2 separate regions of the Homo sapiens genome follow, and region 1 is linked to region 2. Evidence: read pairs that join two places in POLR2A ChIA-PET (ENCODE). Cell type or tissue: HepG2. All regions are shown on one strand. Each heading gives the region's core, and the rest is flanking DNA. Links, peaks and the distances in the headings are about the cores only.

Region 1 (6,213 bases), core at 1,586-5,585, 110 kb before region 2:
CCCTAGAAAAGTCTTTTGCTTTTTTGTGTCAGGATTGGTCGCTGTGATGCTGAGGTTCTTGAATGGTGTTTGTGCCTTTCCCTGTAATCAGGAACCTGGGCTCAGTGGTCACTTGGCCGCTTGGTTGCCACCCAGCTGTGTGAGGTGCCGCAGTCTTACCTGCAATCTCTCCTCTGGTGGATTTGTGTGTGCGAAACAGCCGTGACCCCCAAGAGGTGCTTGTAGTCAGTGCTTCAGAGTCAGAGTGGAGCTGAGGAAGAGGACTGTGTCACCGGGGCAGTTGCTGATGCCCATGGCCACGCCAGGAGCCTGGTCTCATGAGTCTCCTTGTCTCTGAGCCTCTCCTACACTCCACCATGGCATCAAGCTCTACCCCTGCCTCCCTGCAGCCCCCAGAAGATGCATGTCCTGCCCCTGCTCACCACTAGGACCTCCTCCTGTCTGGTGGTCAGCACAGAGCCCAGTGATGTGGGTACAAGGCAGGGTCCCTGCGCCTCACTTCCCACTCCCTCTGAAGCCCTGCAGGGATTGGGCTTCAGTGACCTGGGTTCCGTGGGTGTGGCTCACCCCAGGGCACACGGCGCCTAGGTAACGAGAGACCCTCCCGCGTAGAAGGTGGTCTTGTTTCTGGGCTCACCCACTGGGGAGTCTTCAGGATTCAGATGCAAGGACTTTGGAAGATAGTTTTGAATTTCAGCAAAACTTGTTTTTCAGGGCACTCCTGTTTTCCTGTAAATGAAAGCAGAGCAGGGGAAGTCCTCTGTAGGAAAACCTAGAAGGAGTGAACTGCCCTGCTCCAGAGTGCAGGCGCCAGACACTGGGGGCCAGTCCAGGAGAGCCCCACTTCACCTGCTGCTGCTCCATTTAAAAGTGCAAGGCACATGCATACACGGGCATGCACAATTGTGCACACAGGTGCACATTCCCAGTCACGCGAAGTGCAGGGGCACAACTGTGTACATGCACACACACACAAAAGTGCACATGTGTGTGCACACACATGCCCCCCGCAGGCGTGTGATTCTCACAGTCATGCTGCATCCACACAAAGTCTTCCTCCCTCAGAGTGCCTTGTTCTGTCTTCACCTGGATTGTTGAAAAGGCTGGGGGCTGGGTTCTTTGGGCCCCGGGAGTGCCAGGGGATCCTGTGGTATGATCAACAGCACCACCGCCCTGGGAGCAGCTCCTGATTGCTGGGAACAGACAGTAGGGGCTGGGCTGGGGTAGAAGCTGCAGCCTGCAGGCAGCCCAGAGAGAGGGGCCCCCACAACACCCTCCCCAGCCCCCGCTGATTGTGTGGGGGCAGGGAGTATGCAGGCAGCTCGGAGAGAGGGGCCCCCACAACACCCTCCCACCCCCGCTCACTGTGTTGGGGGAGGGGTGCCTGCTTCTGCTCAGGAAGGAGACCCGGCTGGGTCTGGCTGTGGAGCGTATGTTGGAGACCCGAGGCCACCCTGGAACTCTCCAGGTGAAGCCTAGGGATCCAAAGAACCTCACAGCTGTGGGGGATGGAGTGGGGCAACACCTGAAACCTCCAGCAAGTCTCTTCCTCTCTCAGCCCCAGGCCTGCAGAGGAGGGTGTGCCAGCCAACTGGGCCTTTGTGCCGGCACTGGCTCCCCACCAGTGCTCAGGGGTCAGGTGCAGAGGCTGGCAGGGACAAAGCTGGCTGTGGCTGTGTCTGGAGGGGCTGGCCATGGCCCTCACCCCACCCCCGGCATGGGGCACTGGACCATGCAGAGAAGGGGCCACCCCAGTGCCTGCCAGGGCCAGTCAGAGCTGCCACCCTCCAGGCTGTCTGTTAGCGGGTGCCTGTCAGAGAACAAGACGACAGGCCTGGCCAGGCCCAACCCCACAGCGAGATTTCAGCGGCTGGCCAGTGGCAGACGGCGCAGGGTCTGAGACAGATATTCCCTCGTATGGTGCTGTGCAGGGCAGGGGCAGAATCCTGGGAAACTAAAATGCATGTTGGGCGCCCTTATACGATGATGATATTTGGTACATTTTGAAATACTGTGGCCCATGAAGATCCTGAAAGCAGTTTGGGGCACTGTGGGGTGTTCTGTGGCCTCTGGGCTTGGGTGCTCCTCTTATCCAAGGCCTCCCAGGCCTGGGAGTTTGGGGTCTAAGGCCCTTTTCAAGGCCCAGGCACCTGCCCAGAATGACTGGGCAGCTGAGACCCGCCTGCTGGGAGCCTTGCCAGGGCCAGCACTGGGCGGTCACAGGCCAGAGCCCTGCACCAGGCGGTCATAGGCCAGGACCTGTCCAAGGCAGCGGAGTGCCAGGCAAGTGAAGCCCTGCCATCTGGTGCCTGAGCGCAGACCCTGCTCCACGGCCAGTGGCTGTCACCAGCCTTGCTGCCTCAGTTTCCCCTCCTTAACCCCGGGGCGGGAGTGGCTGCTTCCTCTAGGGGTTCTGTGAGCGGCCGCTGGCAATTGTGTAAAAGCCACATACCACACACTGGATCTTTGTGCCAGATCCCGTGTCACGTGAGGAGACAGCCAGCCCAGGCAGGGAGCTGATCTGTGTTGTCCCCTGGCGCTGCCCGGGGCCACAGAGAGTGAGGGAGCGGTGCTTACCGGCCCTGGCGGTAACGTTTTAGATGGCGAGTTTGGGCCTCTGCAGAAGGGCTGTCAGGAGGAGCTTTTGATCACGGATGCGCTGAGTCAGATGAAATGTGGAGGCTGCAGGGGAAGTGTCTGTGCCCCGTGCCTGCAGGAGCACGCCTTCCCCCCGCAGCTCCTCCGGCGCGGGCAGGCCCCGGCACGGCCTTTCTGGCTTCTTCCACAGGAGCCGTGGAAAGGGGAATTATTCTCAAGCCCCTGCATCTTTCTGGCACTTTCTGGCATTTCATGGTGGCAGATGGGGTCACCTCGCCACCTCGGGGCTGATCCCCTGTGGGCCCCTCGTTCCCACAGGAGCCTTGTGATGGGCAGGGCAGGCACCAGCACCAGGCTGGGTGGCGGTTTGGCTCTCACCACGCCGGCTTCCAGAAGGCCAGCAGGCTTGCGAGTGGGCACACGCTGGTGCTGGGGCCGGGCACTGGTGGGGGGTCAAGGGCTGACCCTGCGGGGACCCCTGCAGACAGACACTGGGCCAGAGCCACAGGGAGGAAGGCCAGTGGGAACGGCAGGAGGAGGGAGCGTGATTGGTTACGGTGGCGGAACTCGCACCCACCCCCGCAGCCGTTTGTTCGTTTGCTCATTTATTTTTGGTCTGAAGTCCATGCTTTTGTATTTCCCCACCGTTCCGTTGAGCAGCTTCAACATTTGCCGCAGTTAGGCCTCTCTGGAATCTGTGCTTAGAGATTGTGAGACAGGGTCAAGTTTCAGCAGCTCGGACTCCTCTGTCTGCAGAGAACCTGCCAGCACAGCTGCTCCTGGGGGCAGGAGAGGCACTGTCTGTTTTGGGGTGACGTGAGCTGATGGGAAAGCCAGGCTGGACATAGCTCCTGGGCCGGCAGCCCATCTTGGTGGCGGCTTCACGCCGTCTGGCATCTCCGGTCCTGGAGCATGAGGGCTCAGGAAGAGCCTCTGATTCGGCTGCTCTGGAGGCCTCGTCTGGACACACCTGGGCAGGCCCGAGTCCACACACCCTATGGCCTCAGGAACCGAGAGAGACCTTCCTTCCATGTTTCAACTTAGACAACAGGAGACTTTGTTTTGGGAGGAATCACTCAATTCAGGTGGACGCTGCAGCTGGGCGGGACATCTGGCCTCTCCCTGTGGCAGGGAGGGGCATGGGAGAGACAGGGGTAGTGTCCCAGGAACTCCGTGGGCCTGTGGCGAAGTCCCAGCCCTGCAGCTGCCAGTGCAGGGTGTTATCCAGGGGCAGGACATCGTCTGCAGTGGCTCTGCCTTCCCCGATGCCAGGTGACCCCATGGAGCCAGTGTCTGTGACCTCTTCCATGCTGGGGCTAAAGAGGCCAGCAGGATTGGGGGCTGGCATTAGTGGAGAACCTCAGAGCCCAGGGCTGTGGGCTGATGGGTGGCGAGGCCCCCGCCAGCTGCTTGGGGATAGCCCAGCCACTGTTCTTGGTCCACCCGGCCTTTGATTCCTTTTTCCTGTGTGCATTTTTGAGCACCTTCTGTGTGCGAGAGGCCGTGCCTGCCCGAGAAGAGAAGGAAACACCACAATGAGCCTCGGACACCCACAGTCTGAAGGGCCCGGAGTAAGCCTCAGACGCCCACAGTCTGGAGGGCCCGGCGCTGTGAACGAGCAGTCACAGGGAACAGCGTGCCCTTATCGCTGACACAGGCTCTGGAGGGCCCGGCGCTGTGAGTGAGCAGTCATAGGGAACAGTGCACCCTTATCGCTGACACAGGCGAGGGCTTCGTCTTCTCACAGCTCTTATCTTGGGTGTCACCCCAGCCAGAGTCAGGGCTGATGGCGGGGGGTGGGGGGGGGGCAGGCTGTGGTCAGGGACCTGCAGGAGAGGGGAGGGCCTCGCTTCTGATGGGCGACGTTCATTTACACACAGCTCTGCGGCCCAAACGGCCAGGCTGGATCCTGTCTTTTAAAAACCTTGCTAATTTGGTTGATGGAAAATATCATCTCAGAGTTCTGTTTTGTGAGTCCCCATTGCCATGCGGGCAAACATTTTCATCCACTAAGGGGCCGTCGTGTTTCTCTGGGAACGTGGCGTTCACCGTGTGGGTGAACTTTTTCACGCACTAAGGGGCCGTCGTGCTTCTCTGGGAATGCCGGGTTTGTGGCTCGTGCCCACTGCCCTGCAGGTGCATTCTCTTTCCCCGTAGCTTTTTGTCTGTTGATGCTTTCAGCTCTGGATGTCCTATTTTGCGTACTTTTATTGTTTATGGTCAGCCTTTAACTGGGGGTATGATATTTCTTTAACTGGGGGTATATTTCTTTTTTTTTTTTTTTTCGAGATGGAGTCTGGCTCTGTTGCCCAGGCTGGAGTGCAGTGGCGTGATCTTGGCGCCCTGCAACCTCCATCTTCCGGGCTCAAGCGATTCTCCTGCCTCAGCCTCCTGAGTAGCTGGGACTACAGGTGTGGGCCACCACGCCTGGCTAATTTTTTTTTTTTTTTTAAAGTAGAGACGGGGTTTTGCCATGTTGGCCAGGCTGGTCTCAAACTCCTGACCTCAGGTGGTCCACCTGCCTCGGCCTCCCAAAGTGCTGGGATTCCAGGCGTGTGCCACTGTGCCCAGCCATGGGGTATATTTCTTAATGTGTGGAGTTGTTTTTCCTCATTTTTCTGGTCCCTTTAGAGATGGCACCCTGGAGTGGCCAGCAGAGCTCAGGGGCCTGCGGCCCAGGCACACAGACAATGGAGCTGGCCCTGCCACTTTGCTCATCTGTGGTGCAGGTCTGCTGAGGGGCCGTGAGGGTCCTGCAAGTGAAGGTGCTTGAGGCCTCAGTGCCTGTGGGGAGGCCACGTGGCACCTGTCAGCTGTTAGCGTCTTGACTCTGCCTTTGTGGATATGGAATTAGAGATGCTTCTCACAGTAGTGGCTAAACTGTCAGGAAGCCTGGCCGTCATCTATGGTCCTCTTTGCCCTCATGGGTGGGATGCCGCCTAGTGTGATGGCTGAGAGCTCAGGCTGTGACCCTGAGTGTGTGTGGCCACGGGCAGGCTGCTCACCCTCTCCGTGTCTTGGTCTCTAATCTGTGCCTGGGGATGGTGGAGCGTCATGGGGCCATACAGGAAGGATGGGACATCACACATCGGCTTCCTGGGGTGTGTCCTGCTGACAGCCCTCTGAGGCCAGCCGGTCCTGAGGCTCTAGGGGGGACGCCACAGTGGAGAGAGGGCTCCATCCCCACCCTTAGGGCAGAGCCCCGTAGGAGGGACTGGTTTGCAACGTGAGTAAAATGGGTCCCCGTGAGCAGACACAGCTTTTGTGCTGCTTCTTACTGAGCCCCGCGCTGTGCCTGCTGAACTGAAAGATGTGTATTAGAGAGGGCAGCCATTCCCACCTCCTCCAGCCGCGCTACGTGTCCGCAGGCCAGGGCGCCTGCACCATGACAGGCTTCAACGCCCCTGTCGCGGGGACCCAGGGAACACCTGTCTCCTCCACTTGCTGGATTTGTGACTGGGCGGCAAACATTTTCTAAAGTCTCCCGCTACGACCCCTCGGCTGTCAGGAGACTTCTGAGAAAGCCGGGCCTCTTTTGCCCCAGCGAGGAGCTTTCTTGTGAAGAGGCAGTTCCCGGAGGGAGGCGTCTGTGCTTTGTAAAGTTTAGCCTCATGT
Region 2 (6,816 bases), core at 1,622-5,621:
ACAAAGGTGCAAAAGTAATTCAATGGGGAGAGCTAAGTCTTTTCAACAAATGATGCTGGAATAAATGGATACGCACAGGCCAAAAAAAAAGTGACCTCAACCTAAACTTCACATCTTATACAAAAATTAAAGCTGGTCAGAGACTTAAATGTAAAAACACGAAACTTTAAAAAAGAAATTTGAGGAAAATCTTCTGAATTTAGGGCTAGGCAAAGAGTTTCCATAAAAGGAAAAACTGTTAAATCAGAGCTCATGGGAGTTAAAAAACACTTGTTCTGTAAAAGACCACATTAAGTAGATGAAACAACCAGCTACAGAGTTGAAAAAAAAATTGCAAACTGTATATATCCAACAAAGGACTAATATCTGGAATACACAAACCATGCTTAAAACTCAAGAGTATAAAAATGAACAATCCAATGAGAAAATGGGCAGAAGATGTGAAGATTTTGCAAATGGAAAATAAGGACATAAAAAGATGTTCAACATCATTATCCACCAGGGAAATGCAAATTAAAACAATATTATGCCCCAGGGAAATGCAAATTAAAACCACAATGAAATATCACTACACCTATCACAACGGCCAAAATAAAAACTAGTGGCAACACGGCATACCAAAGACGCTGTGACTGGATCTCTCAAAGTCTGCTGGTGGTGATATAAAACGGTACGACTGCTATGGAAAGTGGGCTGCTTCCCTGCTTCTTTCCTGGAAAGAAACAAGCAACTACCTGGTGACCCAGCACTTGCACTTCTGGGCGTCTGTCCCAGGGAAAGGAAAACCTATATTCACACAAAAACCTATAAAAGAATGTCCATAGCAGCTTTATTGGTAATACCTCACACTGGAAACAAGTCTTTCAACGGTGAATAAATAAAGTGTGCTGTACCTACACCCTGGAACAGCACTCAGCAGCAAGAAGGAATCAGCCACAGCCACAGTAACAACATGGATGAATGTTCAGAGAACAGTGTTGAGTGAAAAGAGCCAATCCCTAAACGATACACAATGCATAGCCGTGTTTATACAACACTCCTGAAATGACAAACTCATACAAGCGGAGAAGAGGGTAGTGGCTGCCAGGGGTTAAAGAGGACGTGAGGCTGGGAGTAGGGTGGGCCTTGGCTATAAAGAGCAGCATGAGGGATCCCTGTGGGGATAGAATGTTCTGGATCCTGACTGTCGCCATGCTGGTTGTGATGTGCTACAGAACTGTAAGACGTGACCACTGTGAAAACTGGGTACGGGGTACATGGATCTCCCTGTATTATTTATTAAACAGCATGTGAATATAAGATTACCCAAATATAAAGCTTAATTTAAAAAGCAGGCAAACCCAGGCAAGCTCTAGCCCTGTCTGTCCCCCCATGCTCCATCACGGCTCCCTCCCGTCTCCAGACTCTACCCCCGACCAAGCCTGAACTCCTGGCCCAGCTGTTCTCCCCATGCTGGAGGAAAGAGAGTGGACACTCGGCACCCAGTAACAGGCACGGGGGCAAGATGAGCCCGCACCACCTCCTCTAGACCCAACAGGATGTCCAGCCATGAGCAAAATGCCCCACTAGTTAACTTTTTAACCTAGAAATCAAACCAGCCAGAGAAAAGTCCATGTGTTTTTTTTCTATGTGACAAGAGGCAGCCAGGAACCACAGGCCAGAACCTGCCTCCACCTCCCCAGAGCTGTCTCCCCCACAGCCTCCACGGCCACACCAGGACCAGGACCAGCTAAGGAAGGGAAAGGGCTTCCTCGTGACCAGCTCTCTGGGGAAGAACTGCTCCACCCCCTGCACCAAGCCCCCATGGGCCCTTAGAAGCCCACCGTGAGGGGTCCCCTCCACAGGGCAGCTACAGGGGAGCACACGCACAGAGTCCCTAAAGAGCCCTCAGGCATCTGCCCCTCCAGCTGCCAAGGGCTGAACAAGAGGCAGTCACAGAGGGATGGAGGTGGGGCGGCAACGGTAGTCAGGGGCAGTCAGCACCCAGAGGCAGGTCAGAAGCCAGTTCCAGCCTGGCTGGGGCCACACAGGGCCCTGAGGGTCTCCCTGGGACGGGCACTCCCTGCCCATACATGCTGGCAGCCACTGCTGTCTGGGGACAGAGGTAACTCGGGGCTCCAAGAATGGGGAGGACCTCCTCCCGGGTGCTGGAGCCCCTCCAAAGCCAGCTGGACTGCTGCCAGCACCCCGCCCTGGGGCCATGCATTCAACAGAAGCCTTCTGGGCCCCCTTTCTGCAGACCTGAGACCAGCCCGGCCACCAGGAGGCTGTGTCCACCCAGGCCGGGCCTGGACACATTCACCCGTGGGCCTTGGAGACTCACCTGTCCTGAGCGTTCACCCCTGGGCTTCGGAGGCTCACCCGCCCTGAGCGTTCACCCCTGGGCCTCGGAGACTCACCTGCCCTAAGCGTTCACCCCTGGGCCTTGGAGGCTCATCACCCTGAGTGTTCACGCCTGGGCCTTGGAGGCTCACCTGCCCTGAGTGTTCACACCTGGGCCTCGGAGGCTCACCCGCCCTGAGTGTTCACACCTGGGCCTCAGAGGCTCACCCACCCTGAGCGTTCACCCCTGGGCCTTGGAGGCTCACCTGTCCTGAGCGTTCACCCCCGGGCCTCGGAGACTCACCTGCCCTGAACGTTCACCCCTGGGCTTCGGAGGCTCACCCGCCCTGAGTGTTCACCCCTGGGCCTCGGAGACTCACCTGCCCTAAGCGTTCACCCCTGGGCCTTGGAGGCTCATCACCCTGAGTGTTCACGCCTGGGCCTTGGAGGCTCACCTGCCCTGAGTGTTCACACCTGGGCCTCGGAGGCTCACCCGCCCTGAGTGTTCACACCTGGGCCTCAGAGGCTCACCCACCCTGAGCGTTCACCCCTGGGCCTTGGAGGCTCACCTGTCCTGAGCGTTCACCCCCGGGCCTCGGAGACTCACCTGCCCTGAACGTTCACCCCTGGGCTTCGGAGGCTCACCCGCCCTGAGTGTTCACCCCTGGGCCTCGGAGACTCACCTGCCCTAAGCGTTCACCCCTGGGCCTTGGAGGCTCATCACCCTGAGTGTTCACGCCTGGGCCTTGGAGGCTCACCTGCCCTGAGTGTTCACACCTGGGCCTCGGAGGCTCACCCACCCTAAGCGTTCACCCCTGGGCCTTGGAGACTCACCCGCCCTGAGTGTTCACACCTGGGTCGGGGGTGTTGTACCCAGAGGGCTCTGTGGCACAGGGCCACGTGGCCTGCCAGCGTGGACAGGCCCTAATGACACTCTTGGGCTGAAGAATGCATTTCGATGAGTGAGCAACAGCCATCCTCACCTAACAGGCATTTGTGAGCCGAAGGGGATGCCTGCTATTGCCCGGGCCTTACCCTGAGCTCTGGAGTCACTGAAGCTGAACAGACTCCGCACCCTCAGAGGATCAGGACTAACCCTGACAGTCCTCCTGCCCAGTGAGACCTGGGCCCCAGGTGGACAAAGCCCTTGTCCCACCCGCCAAGGGCATCTGTCTAGCTGCAGGCTGGGGCAGTCCTGAGGAGCCTGGAAGGACCTCTCACACCACGCCCACCATGGCTGATTCCAGCTCACTCGGAGACCCGGCCTTGGCTGGGACCCTCAGGAGTTAAATGTGTGTTTTCCAGCTCTTCTCAGAAGCAGCAGAGGCCCGCGAGAGGTGGGAAAGGGGAGGGCACCCGCAGAGGCCTGCGCACTGACACTGCTGAGTGGCTCTGCTCAGCTCTCCTTCCTGAAGAGGACAAAGGTCACGTGGCCTCCAGCCAGGGCTCAAGGACACCAAGTTCCGGCAGCCACAGGCAGAGAGCGGAGACAAGGACAGCTCCGCCGTGGCGAGCAGAGGCTCAGCTGCTCCCACTGAGGCCCAGGGCCTGACGGAGGCTCCCGCCCACAACAACTGAGCCCCGCTAGGGTCTCTCTCACTTCCTGCTCTCGCTGGCCTGGTGTGTCCCACTGGAAGCCCCAGGCCCGCACCCTGTGCCCCCAGCCCACAGTGGGCTCCACATCAGGCGGGCACCAGGAGGCCTCAACAATGTCCCCACAAGTAGCTTCCATCCCCGAGGACGCAGGCCTGAAATGGGCTCACCTGCTTGCGGACCGGGAGGCCCAGGCCCCGCACGTCCGAGACAATGAAAGTGATGATGGTCTTGACGATGGTGGCAAAGAACGTGTTGACCCCGAAGACCAGGGCACAGAGCTCTTTAGACAGAGAAGATGCAATCTGAAAGCTGAACGGGAAGAGCGGGCAGATCAGGCGCTGCTGGGAGAATAAGCAGCAGCCACAGGGAAAAGCCTGCAGCCCGGCTCCCACCAGCCCATGACCCGCCCGGCAGCCACGGGGTCCCAGGGCACGCACAAGCCCCCCACCAGGCCCCCATCTCTCCCACACATGCCCGCCCCTGCCAGGCAGGAGCCAGCACCCAGGCCACCCTCGAGGGGCCATTCTGGGAGCTGCCGTGTCCCCCTGGCTCAGTACAGAGTGAGGGTCCCTTATCCAAAATGCCTGGGGCCAGTAGTTTTGGATTTGGGAATATTCACATGTCCATAATGAGATGTCTTGAGGATGGAACCCAAGTCTAAACACGAAATGCATTTATGCTCATATGCACTGTACACACACAGCCAGAAGGTGATTTTATATAATACCTGACAAACATTTGCAAGCCAAAGGGGTTGCCTGCTACTGCCCAGGGCCTCACCCTGAGTTCTGGAGTAATTTTGTGCATGAAGAAACTTTTGACCGTGTTCTGAGACTCGTCAAACAAGGTCAGGTACAGGATTTTCCACCGGGTTGTCTTTCCGGTGCTCAAAAACTGTCAGATTTTGGAGTATTTCAAATTCTGGATTTTTTGTTATTTTTTTTTAGATGGAGTCTCGCTCTGTTGCCCAGGCGTGCAATGGCACAATCTCAGCTCACTGCAACCTCTGCCTCCTGGGTTCAAGCAATTCTCCTGTCTCAGCCTTTCGAGTAGCTGGGATTACAGGCACGCGCCATCATGCCCAGCTAATTTTTGTATTTTTAGTAGAGACAGAGTTTCACCATGTTGGCCAGGCTGGTCTCGAGCTCCTGGCCTCAGGTGATCCACCCACCTCAGCCTCCCAAAGTGCTGGGATCACAGGTGTGAGCCACTGCGCCCAGCTGAATTCTGGCTGTTTTGATTAGGGATGCTGAACCTATACAATGGGTGTCACAAAACACAAACTCGAGAAGATACCTGGAAGGGCTCCCATGAGCTCTGGGACAGACCAGGTCACGGGCGTCTCAAAACATTCAGAAAATCATCATCAAGAGAACCTCTGGGCACAGACAGAAAAGTCTAGAATGAAAGTCTTTCACGGTTAAATGTTTGATAAATTAGAAGAGCAGTGAAACCACAGAGTCGGTGAATGAGCAGCAGCCAGGCAGGGCAGGCCCTGGAGTTGAGTGGCAGCTGGGCAGAGCGGGCCCTGGAGGTGAGTAGCAGCTGGGTATGCCCGGGAGGGCCCTGGAGGTGAGTGGCAATTGGGGGGGAGGGGGGCCTGGAGGCGGGGCAGGCCCTGGAGGTGAATAGCAGCTGGGTATGCCCGGGCAGGCCCTGGAGGTGAGTGGCAGCGGGCAGGGTGGGCCCAGGAGGTGAGAGGCAGCCAGGCAGGGCAGGCCCTGGAGGTGAGTGGCAGCAGGTTAGGACGGGCCCTGGAGGTGAGTGGCAGCGGGCAGGGTGGGCCCTGGAGGTGAGTGGCAGCCAGGCAGGGCGGGCCCTGGAGGTGAGTGGCAGTCAGTTACTGCGGGCCCTGGAGGTGAGTGGCAGCCGGGCAGGGCGGGCCCTGGAGGTGAGTGGCAGCCAGTTACTGCAGGCCCTGGAGGTGAGTGGCAGCAGGGCAGGGTGGGCCCTGGAGGTGAGTGGCAGCCAGGCAGGGCGGGCCCTGGAGGTGAGTGGCAGTCAGTTACTGCGGGCCCTGGAGGTGAGTGGCAGCCAGGCAGGGCGGGCCCTGGAGGTGAGTGGCAGTCAGTTACTGCGGGCCCTGGAGGTGAGTGGCAGCAGGGCAGGGTGGGCCCTGGAGGTGAGTGGCAGCCAGGCAGGGCGGGCCCTGGAGGTGAGCGGTGGCATGAACATGTCCAGGAATGAAGGCACCACATTCCTGACATGGAGAGGTGACACGCCAGGCTTCTGGTGCTCTGCAAAGAAACTAGTCTTCCGATGCAGTTCCAATTAAAATCTGCAAAGTGCTTAAAAAAAAAAAAAAAAAAGAACTGGACAAAAAATGTCCTAAAGTTCACCTGAAGAAAAAATAAACAAAAATGCCCAGGAACCCTTTGGAGAAGGGCAGAGGTGTCTGTGCTGCTGGGCACTGGAGACGGGGGGACAGTGGGGACAGTGGAGGCTCGGGGGCAGGCAGGCAGGCCGGCAGCAGGGAGGACGAGAGAAGCACACAGAGGTCCCGGTGAGCAGGTCAGTGGGATGAAGGGCAGACGAACAACAGGGAGAACTGAGCACAAACACGAGCTTCTGGATGCCAGCGCTGGGCAGGGCAGAGCCCAGGCCAGCCCCCAGGGTGCTTCCAAGGACACTCAGAAACACTGTGAGTTGAATTAAAGGCAGACGAGTGTGGGGCGTGATGGGGGCACAGGTGATTGAAAATACATGATACAGATGAATGCTCCCCAGATCAGCAGGGAGGAAAGCGAGTCCCAACAGAGTCAGGAGACACACAGGGGCCACTCAGTCCACAGCAGGCCGGCCGGCCTCACTCTGGTTAAGGAAAGGCTGGGAGCCCAGCCGGCCCGTCAGGGGCTCAGGGAGGGTGGGGAGGCCACTCCACCATCCTGACGGGGAGGA

Evidence for each region. ChIA-PET counts read pairs that join two places held together with the same protein. Peaks named below come from ENCODE experiments on the same cell type or tissue, not always from the same donor. Only the 100,000 strongest peaks of a DNase experiment are listed, where the experiment ranks them.
Region 1: POLR2A ChIA-PET joins it to region 2 with 5 read pairs; 1 of 35 experiments calls an interaction of 5 or more read pairs at or near these places.

Annotation. Positions count from the first base shown.
Region 1 is chr21:45,407,371-45,413,583 of GRCh38, forward strand. All of the region lies in intron 2 of COL18A1 (collagen type XVIII alpha 1 chain), which reads left to right. COL18A1-AS2 (COL18A1 antisense RNA 2) reads right to left here and starts at 2,695. Exons shown (of 4, transcript NR_052004.1): 1 at 2,578-2,695; 2 at 1,087-1,193; 3 at 638-729; 4 at 16-250. RefSeq lists enhancers at 590-1,381, 1,382-2,174, 5,817-6,213. In HepG2, for the core only: no CTCF peak of the experiment used is centred there; DNase peaks (open chromatin) are centred at 2,491 and 3,261; H3K4me3 peaks cover 2,401 bases.
Region 2 is chr21:45,521,732-45,528,547 of GRCh38, forward strand. SLC19A1 (solute carrier family 19 member 1) reads right to left here. Exons shown (of 6, transcript NM_194255.4): 5 at 4,086-4,227. Among named protein-coding and RNA genes, the nearest start is that of SLC19A1, 17 kb to the right of the region's middle. RefSeq lists an enhancer at 5,484-5,778. In HepG2, for the core only: no CTCF peak of the experiment used is centred there; a DNase peak (open chromatin) is centred at 3,750.